Regions from separate parts of the Homo sapiens genome. Here region 1 is linked to region 2. A link is a loop called in an ENCODE intact Hi-C map of the cell type or tissue named here. Cell type or tissue: PC-9. All regions are shown on one strand. Links, peaks and the distances in the headings refer to the core of each region. The heading gives the core; the rest is flanking DNA. Region 1 overlaps TFDP2 (transcription factor Dp-2). Region 2 overlaps PAQR9-AS1 (PAQR9 antisense RNA 1).

What was found. A loop is a pair of places that touch in the nucleus more often than their neighbours do. Peaks named below come from ENCODE experiments on the same cell type or tissue, not always from the same donor. Only the 100,000 strongest peaks of a DNase experiment are listed, where the experiment ranks them.
Region 1: it touches region 2 in a loop (14-fold over the local background); 10 of 110 quality-filtered maps call a loop at or near these places.

Annotation. Positions count from the first base shown.
Region 1 is chr3:142,123,737-142,128,140 of GRCh38, forward strand. All of the region lies in intron 1 of TFDP2 (transcription factor Dp-2), which reads right to left. Among named protein-coding and RNA genes, the nearest start is that of TFDP2, 24 kb to the right of the region's middle. In PC-9, for the core only: CTCF peaks have their summits at 2,655 (motif pointing right) and 2,855; no DNase peak of the experiment used is centred there.
Region 2 is chr3:142,991,954-142,996,357 of GRCh38, forward strand. PAQR9-AS1 (PAQR9 antisense RNA 1) reads left to right here. Exons shown (of 5, transcript NR_125393.1): 3 at 2,044-2,187. Among named protein-coding and RNA genes, the nearest start is that of U2SURP, 7.4 kb to the right of the region's middle. In PC-9, for the core only: a CTCF peak has its summit at 2,206 (motif pointing left); a DNase peak (open chromatin) is centred at 2,178.

The DNA of each region.
Region 1 (4,404 bases), core at 208-4,207, 870 kb before region 2:
AATAAAAGAAAGAAATGATTTCTACTATTATCACTCACCACTATTATTTAACAGTGTTCTATAGGTTACTAACCAACACAACCAGATGAAAGATAGAAGTATATAAAGCAGAACTGAAGCAGTAAAACTATTATTATTTACATATGATTACAACTGTTTACAGAGCAACCCCAAGAGATTCAACTGGAGATGACCGATAACAAAATTAATCCCCCCAAATTAGCAGCTTACTTATACACAAGAACCATGTCTTCTAATAACAACTATGTAAAGACATAATGGAAAAAATTAACTCATTTACATAGAAAAAAACAAGAAAAAAACATCAGGAAGAAACTCAGCAAGAAATACATAGGGATACAAAAAACAAATGGAAAAAAATGCCAGGTTCTTGAGTGACAAAACGCAAAATCATAACAATACTAACTGCCCCCAAATTAATCTATGAATAGAATGAATCACAATAAAATTAACAATATCTTTTCCTTTTAATTTGCTCAACTGATTCAAAAGTTAATGTGGTAAAATAAGCAAGAATAGCCATAAAATTATGGAAACACAGAAGGATTGACCTCATCCAATTATTTAAACAAGTTGTAAAGTCACAATAATTAAAATATCATACACTGATAAGTGAAAAAGCATACAGATAGAGGGAACAGAAAAGTATAGGAAAAGACCTAAATCCACAAAGAAATTTAGCTGACACTTCAAATCAGTGAGGTATGAATGCATTGGGTGAATTATTTCAATAAAGAAGTGACAACTGAGTAATCATATAGAAAAAATTAGTTAGAGCCATAATTTATACCTCACTCAAAATAAATTTCAGATAGCCCATAGAATTCAACGTAATTTTTTTGGTAAGAGAAGAAAACACGGAAGTTAAATTTTTTAATTTTCTGAGTGTGGAAGATCTTTCTAAATATGAAACCAAGCCCAGAAAAGTCTTCAAAGTAAAGACTGATATGACTACAAAAAATGCACATTTTTTTTTACATTTAAAGAAAACATCACTATGTAAATCATAAGAAAATAAACTGGAAAAATTGTATCTGCAACTTATACTATAGAAAGTTAACTTCTACCTTGTGAACTATGAGCTCCTAAAAATAAGTAGAAGAGTGACAGCCTAAAGAAAAAGTAGGCAAAGAATATATAACAGAAAACACAAATGAGCTGGGCATTGTAGATTACACCTGTAACTCCAGTGCTCTGGGACGCCAAGGTGGGAGTATTGCTCGAGGCCAGGAGTTTGAGACCAGTGTGGACAACATAAGGTGATTCCATCTTTACCGAAAAAAAAAAATTTTTTTTAAATTAGCCAATCGTGGTGGCATGTGCCTGCTGTCCCAACTATTTGGGAGGCTGAGGCAGGAGGATCATTTGAGCCCAGTAGTTCAAGGCTGCAGTGAGCTATTATCATGTAACTGCATTCCAGCCTGGGTGACAAAGTGAAGCTCTATCTCAAAGAAACAAACAAAAAATCCCACAAATTGCTTCTAAACATATAAAAATACGTTCAGCCCACTCATAAGAGAAATGTAAAATAAGGTTTCAAGACAAGATGAAAAGACTGATACCAATACATTGTCCTGAGAAACATGAGGGAAAACAGAGTTTGCCTTACGTTAGTGGTGGAAGAATAAACAGGCATAATCTTTTATGGAGGGCAGTGTCACCATATCCAACACAAATAGAAATTTATACATCCTTCTATGAGCTTTTTCTAGAGTCATATGAAATCATACACATACACACACACGCACACACACACATATATCTATATGGATACTCACTACAGTGTCATTTATATAGCAAAAGATTGGAAAACCCATAACTGCGTATCAATAGTAGACTAGCTAAACACATCATGGCCTAAAAAAAATGAGGCAGCTCATTGTGTATTGATATAGAGTGACCTCCAGTATAAACTGTTCTGTGAAAAAAAGAAAGTTATAAAGAAGTATGTGTAGTACATTACCATCTGTATAAAAAGATTCTCTCAAGGCAAAGGAACTGGCTAGCTGAGAGAAAAACATTTTAATTTTCTTTTCTTTTTTATTAATTCTTACAAAATAGTAGGATGACTCATGGCCTCTCATATCATTTGTATTTTGTACCATGAACACAAACTATCTATGCAACAAATTAACTTAATTTTTTAAATTGTATATTTTCCTTCACATAGAAACAATATTTGTTTTCTTAATGCAAGCAGAAATAACCTAAAGTAACAGACATATTTTAAGATATTTTAGATAGAACCCTTTCTTAGGGGGCTTGAAAAGACTTTGTTATATTGTAATCAAATCCTATGTCAAAAAAAGTATGTTTCTTCAATAGTATAGAGAACAACTAAACAACACCAAATCCACTAAATCTGACACAGGATGCAAATTAGCTACTTACCAGTCATGGGGTTCCCAGAATTTTTTTCTTTTCTTTTTTTTTTTTTTTTGAGATGTAGTCTCTCTCTGTCACCAGGCTGGAGTGAAGTGGCACGATCTTGGCTCACTGCAACCTCCGCCTCCCGGATTCAAGCGATTCTCCTGCCTCAGCCTCCCGAGTAGCTGGGACTACACATTCCCAGATTTTATTACAGAAACAACACAGTTTTTTTAAAAGCCAGAAGGTGGCGACGTTACTTCATCAAAGTCCCTCTGATACATGTATCTGAGCCTCCTATTCTTTGTTATTAACCTATTTTTCCTCTTCTTTATGTCTCTTATTGCCCTTTTGGATGCCTTTCTATAGTTCTGAAACTGCAATAACCATTAGTAGAAATGCACACAGAAAAAACTCCTGAGTTTATAATAATATTATTTTTACATGAAAATAACATAATTAAAATGTACTATAAGGTTCTTTGGTTAAATATGAACACACAGGTCTCTATCCATCCCTTCTTGAAATTACAGTAAAATTGGCCGGGCATGGTGGCTCATGCCTGTAATCCCAGCATTTTGGGAGGCTGAGGCGGGCAGATCATTTGAGGTCAGGAGTTCAAGACCAGCCTGGCCAACATGGTGAAACCCCGTTTCTACCGAAAATACAAAAATTAGCCAGGCAGTGGTGGCGTGCCTGTAATCCCAGCTACTCAGGAGGCTGAGGCAGGAGAATCGCTTGAACCCGGAAGGCGGAGGTTGCAGTGAGCCAAGGTCTTGCCGCTGCACTCCAGTCTGGGTGACAGAGTGAGACCTTGTCTCAAAAAAAAAAAAAAAAAAATTACAGTAAAATGATGTTAAAAAGATAAAAAAGGATAAACCCATCAAAAACATATATGTTATATATACAGATATCTTATAGATATCTATAAGATGTAATGTATATGTAATTAGATGTATCTACCTATATAATTATATATAGATGATCAGATATATCTATATCCCTAGAGACATACAGATATATGTATCTATAAGATATATCTTAATTATATAACTTATCTATAAGATATATATTAATATTATATATTAACATATTATAGATATTACAGGTATCTATATCTCACACCTCAACCTTCTGAGTCGCTAGGACTACAGACAGACATGTTTCACTACACTCCGCTTTTTTTTTTTTTTTTTTTTTTGAGACAGAGTCTCGCTGTGTTGCCAGCCTGCAGTGCAGTGGCAAGATCTCGGTTTACTGCAACCTCTAACTCCCGGGTTCAAGCAATTATCCTGCTTCAGCCTCCCCAGTAGCTGGGATTACAGGCGTGCACCACTAGGCCCAGCAAATTTTTGTAATTTTTGTAAAAATACAAATAATTTTTTGTATTTTTAGTAGGGATGGGGTTTCACCATGTTGGCCAGGATGGTCTCCATCTCTTGACCTCGTGATCTGCCCACCTCGGCCTCCCAAAGTGCTGGGATTACAGAAGTGAGCCACTGTACCCGGTCAGTATTCTGCTTTTTTAATAAAACTTTTTGTTGAGATGGGATCTCACTGTGTTGCCCAGGCTGGTCCTGAATTGGCCTCAAGCAATTCTCCCACTTCAGCCTCCCAAACCATTTATAAGTTATATATACATAATTAAAATATATCTTACATATATCTCATCACAAAGGCTTAAGAATTGAAGCCATCTGAAAGTAACAATCTCAGTTGGGGCTGTTAATAAAAAGACTTGATTGAAAGTTTGAATAAAGTCTTAACCCATGTAGCTAAGAAACTGCCCCTTCTGGCTGAGCCCAGTGGCTCACACTTACAATTCCAGTGCTTTGGGAAGCCAAAGTGGAAGGAATACCCGAGGCCAGTTCAGGATCAGCCTGGGCAACACAGTGAAACTTCATCTTAACAAAAAGATTTTTTAAAAAAGGCAGAGTGTAGCGGCACATGTCTGTCCATAGTCCTAGCTACTCAGGAGGCTGAGGTGGGACGACTGCTTAAGCCCCGGAACTTGAG
Region 2 (4,404 bases), core at 138-4,137:
ACACAACCACAACACTAATTCCTCTCCTCTGAAGATACTGAAATGGGAAAAGTTCCCTTGTCCCCCTTGCAAAGCGTGTGACGGGGGAGTGGCTCGCTTCTTCAGTGCCCCGCTGCTCAAATCTCTAGGGGAGCATACAGACGGGCAGGTTGTGGGGCTCTGACCCCATGGCAGTGTCTAGGGGTGGATGTTTACAGCTCCTGAAGCGCCAACGTGCTACCGTGTGCTTTTTTAGTTTTGCTGCCTACAGGCGGCTTGTGTTAACCAGTTCAATTAGCCCCTCTACCTTGTTGCAAGGACAGAGGGCTTTCTGTATCCTGGGTTCTTGTCTTGGTGTACCAGAATAATCGGATCACACCTGGGCTTGGAGAATGAGTGCAAGGTTTTATTGAGTGGAGGTAACTCTCAGCAGAAGGGGGAAGTTATAAGAGGGATGGAGTGGGAAGGTTTTCCCCTGGAGTCAGGCTGCTCTGTGGCCTGGGCTTTCCTCCGACTGCCCCAGCCAAACTCCAAGCCGTTCTGCTTCTACCAGTCAGTGGCATGCAAGTTCCTGTGGATGTGTTCCTCTCAAAGTCCAGCCGCTCGTGTGTTCCTCCACTGATGTGCTTCTCTCGACGTCCAGCCGCCTATGTGTCTCCTGCTAGGGTCTTGGGGGTTTTTATAAGCACAGGATGGGGGCATGGTGGGGCCAAGGTGGTCTTGGGAAATGGAACATTTGGACAGGAAAACTAAAATGCTTGTCCTCACCTAGGTCCATGGGCACAGGCCCGGGGGTGGAGTCCTCACCAGGGATCTGCCCTTCCCTTCCCAGCACTTCCCTGCCCCCCTTCCATATCAATATTCCTGCTCTAAGATTTAAAAAGATGTCAAGCATGAAGACTCCTTTAAGGGCAGTCTTTCTGCTGATCCCCACATGATAGTAGGTGTATTTTTAGGACAACTGATTCAGAGCATGCATAATGACAAGAGCTGCTTTAAGTTCAAGAATGTTTTGACAACATTCATAGGACTATGTATTCACAATAGCCAAAGCTAGAAGCAACTCAAGTGCCCGTGGACATATGAATGGATAAACACTGTGGTATGGACATATAATGGAATATTACTCAGACTTAAAAAGGAAGGAAATTCTGACACATGCTACAACATGGATGAACTTTGAAGACGTTATGCTGAGTGAAATAAGCTAATCACAAAGGGACAGTTACTGTATGAATCCATTTATGTAAGGTACCTAGACTAGTCAAGTTCATAGAGACAGAAGGTAGAATGGAGGTTGCCGGACCAAGGGGAGAGAGGAAAGGGAAGTTACTGTACAGAGTTTCGATTTGGGAAGGAGAAAAAGTTCTGGAGATCGATGGTAGCAATGGTTGCACAACAATGTGAATGTACTTAAAGCCACTGAACTGTACACTTAAAATTGCTAAAATGGTGAATTTTAAGTTATGTGTATTTATCACAATGAGAAATATAATAGCCTATCAATCACAGCAGCATCTCCAAACATTTGAAAAGTAGTTGTATATGCATCTGAAATCTATTATTCATACAATCGACAGTTTTGCCCCACCTTCGAAATCTTCAGTCATTCCACAGCGAGCCTCTGAGGGCCATTTGGACTTTCTTTGGGCACAATTGATTAGACCAAGAATGAGCGGTTAGCCCCAGTTGGACTATTCAGAACCTTGTCCTAAGAATTTGGAATTTGATTTTAGAAACTTGTTATTAGTCTCTGTGTAGAGGTAAAGGTGAGGTAATATTGTTGGGAGTTATAGGGCAGTCATCTTTTTCCATGTTCATTTTTTATTCAACAAATATTTATTTTTTGTCTACTCTGTGGTAGGCATTGTGCAGGATGCTGGGATTCAGTGGCATCCCTGCCCTCCTGAAACAGAGCAAGCCTGACCGTAGGGAGATGATCTCTAAAGTTATTTCTCATATTTTTGTTAGACCTGATGTTTTGCACACTGTTTTCTAGTAAATGAACAACACAGTATGCCATGATTTTTTAAAATTACATTTAACTTCCTCTCTATTTTTTAGCACGTTTTTCAGCACCAGGACAAGCATCATTGCTCAAGGAGAGCTTGGTTGACAACAGGAAGTTAGAAGGAGTCTGAATTGTAACAAGTGTGGCAAGAGCACCAAGATCACTGTGTGTGTGTGTTCACAGAAAATGTACCAAAGGTGGGTGTTTTGTTTACCAGTGGCAGCAGCGCCACCACGTGGCAAAATAGTAAATGATGTTTGTAATTTCTATGCCTGCCTGCATAGAAATTACTCAATTCTTGAAGGAAAAAAAAAAGCAAAAATTGGGCATGAAAGGGGATCTGTATTATTTCACAATTGGTACTTAAGGGGAGACTTTTAAGTCTGTTTCAAATTAGCATAATTGGAATCTTCTTAAAGTGAGGCAACACTGTGCTAAGGTCTTCATCCTGCCCTCGCAGAAGTTAATTAACCCCAGAGGTGAAATCTTGAGAGCTGGACAGACACTCCCAGTGGTTCTAGAGTATCCTTCATTAGGTCTTTCCTGACTTCTCCCAAACCAATCTTCTCCTGTGTTTCCATAAAACTGTTTCTGGTGCTCATTTCATTCCTTAACAAATATTCATTGAGTACCTGCATGGTGCTTACTCTGTTCTAGGTATTGCAGATGCAGCAGTGAACAAATCAAACTAAAATTTCAGCCTGTACTTCTTAGCATCTTATTGTGATACATCTGGGAGTGTTTTATGCCCTGCAAGCCCTTTGACAACAGGGACCTGTCTTATCCCATCCTCACTGGAACCACACCTTCTACCCATTGAATTCCCAAGTAATGATTTCAGAACTCAACTGATTAAAGATGACTATATTTATTAGGACCATTCCCAAGTCAGTTCTCTGGTGGGATCAAAGCTGTGTCCTTTCAGCCAGGGACAAAATACAGAAACAGAAAGTTCATTATAGATCCTATGGTAAACTGAATAATGGCCCTCCAAAGATGTCCACACCCTAATCCCCAGAACCTGCAAATATATTGCCTAACATGGCAAAGGGACTTTGCAGCTGTGATTAAGGCTCTTGAGATGGGAGATTATCCTGGATTGTCATAGTAGAGCCAATGTAATCACAAGGGTCCTTATAAGAGGGAGGGAGCAGAGTTGGAGAAGAGATAAGGGTGGAGGCAAGTGTCAGAAGATGCTAATGGAGGAGAGGGCCACAGACCAAGGAATGCAGGTGAATTCTAGAAGCTGGGAAGGGGAAAGAAAAGGATTATTCTTTAGAGACTCCAAAATAAGCACGGGCCTGGTGGTACATTTTATATTTCTGACCTCCAGAGCTATAAAATACATCTGAGTTGCTGTAAGCCACTAACTTTGTGGTAATTTGCTACAGCAGCAATAGGAAACTATACAGATTTCTACCTGTCCTCCTCCTAATCTGCGTTCCACACTGCTCATTTTCACTGGTGTGCAGAGTGGGACATTTCTACTTTGTTCCCCTATTTTCCCAAGTCAGGGAGATGTCCTGGTTTGTCTTGACACAAGCCTCTAACAATGTTTCTCTAACAGGGCTGTGTGACCATTGGCATTCTTTGGTGTATCCTCACAGTCCCTTAGTTTTCTTATGAGAGTTTTAAATTCTATTCAGTTCCACAGTTAGCTAAAAAAAAGTTAATGTACAATTCAAGGTACAACCCAAAAAGTTATCCTTATCCTCATAAGAATACTAAAATCATCTCATTAGAGTCAGGAATGAGACAAGCATGTTTGGCCGGGCGCGGTGGCTCACGCCTGTAATCCCAGCACTTTGGGAGGCCAAGGCGGGCGGATCATGAGGTCAGAAGATCGAGACCATCCTGGCTAACACGGTGAAACCCCATCTCTACTAAAAATACAAAAAATTAGCCGGGCGTGGTGGCGGGCACCTGTAGTCCCAGCTACTCGGAAGGCTGAGGCAGGAGAATGGCGTGAACCCGGGAGGCGGAGCTGGCAGTGAGCAGAGATCGTGCCACTGCACTCTAGCCTGGGCAACAGAGAGAGACTCCATCTCGATAAAAAAAAAAAAAAAAAAAAGACAAGCATGTTCATTAGCACCACTCTTAACATTATTCTGGGGGTACTGGCTAATGTAATTATACAAGAAAAAAGTATAAAAATGGGAAAGGAGGAGGCAAACTGGTAATTATTTGCAAATATGATTGTATACCTGAAAGTTCAAGGGAATAAACTGAAAACCTATGTAAATAATAAAAGAATTCAGTAAACACATTACACAACATTAATATATCAATAAACAGCTTATTTAGGACATACATAAATACAAAAACTTACTATAATCACAGTAACAACAGAAAAGACAAAATACCTAACAATTAAAGTAACAGGAAATAATGCAAAGTTAATGTGAAGGAAATGG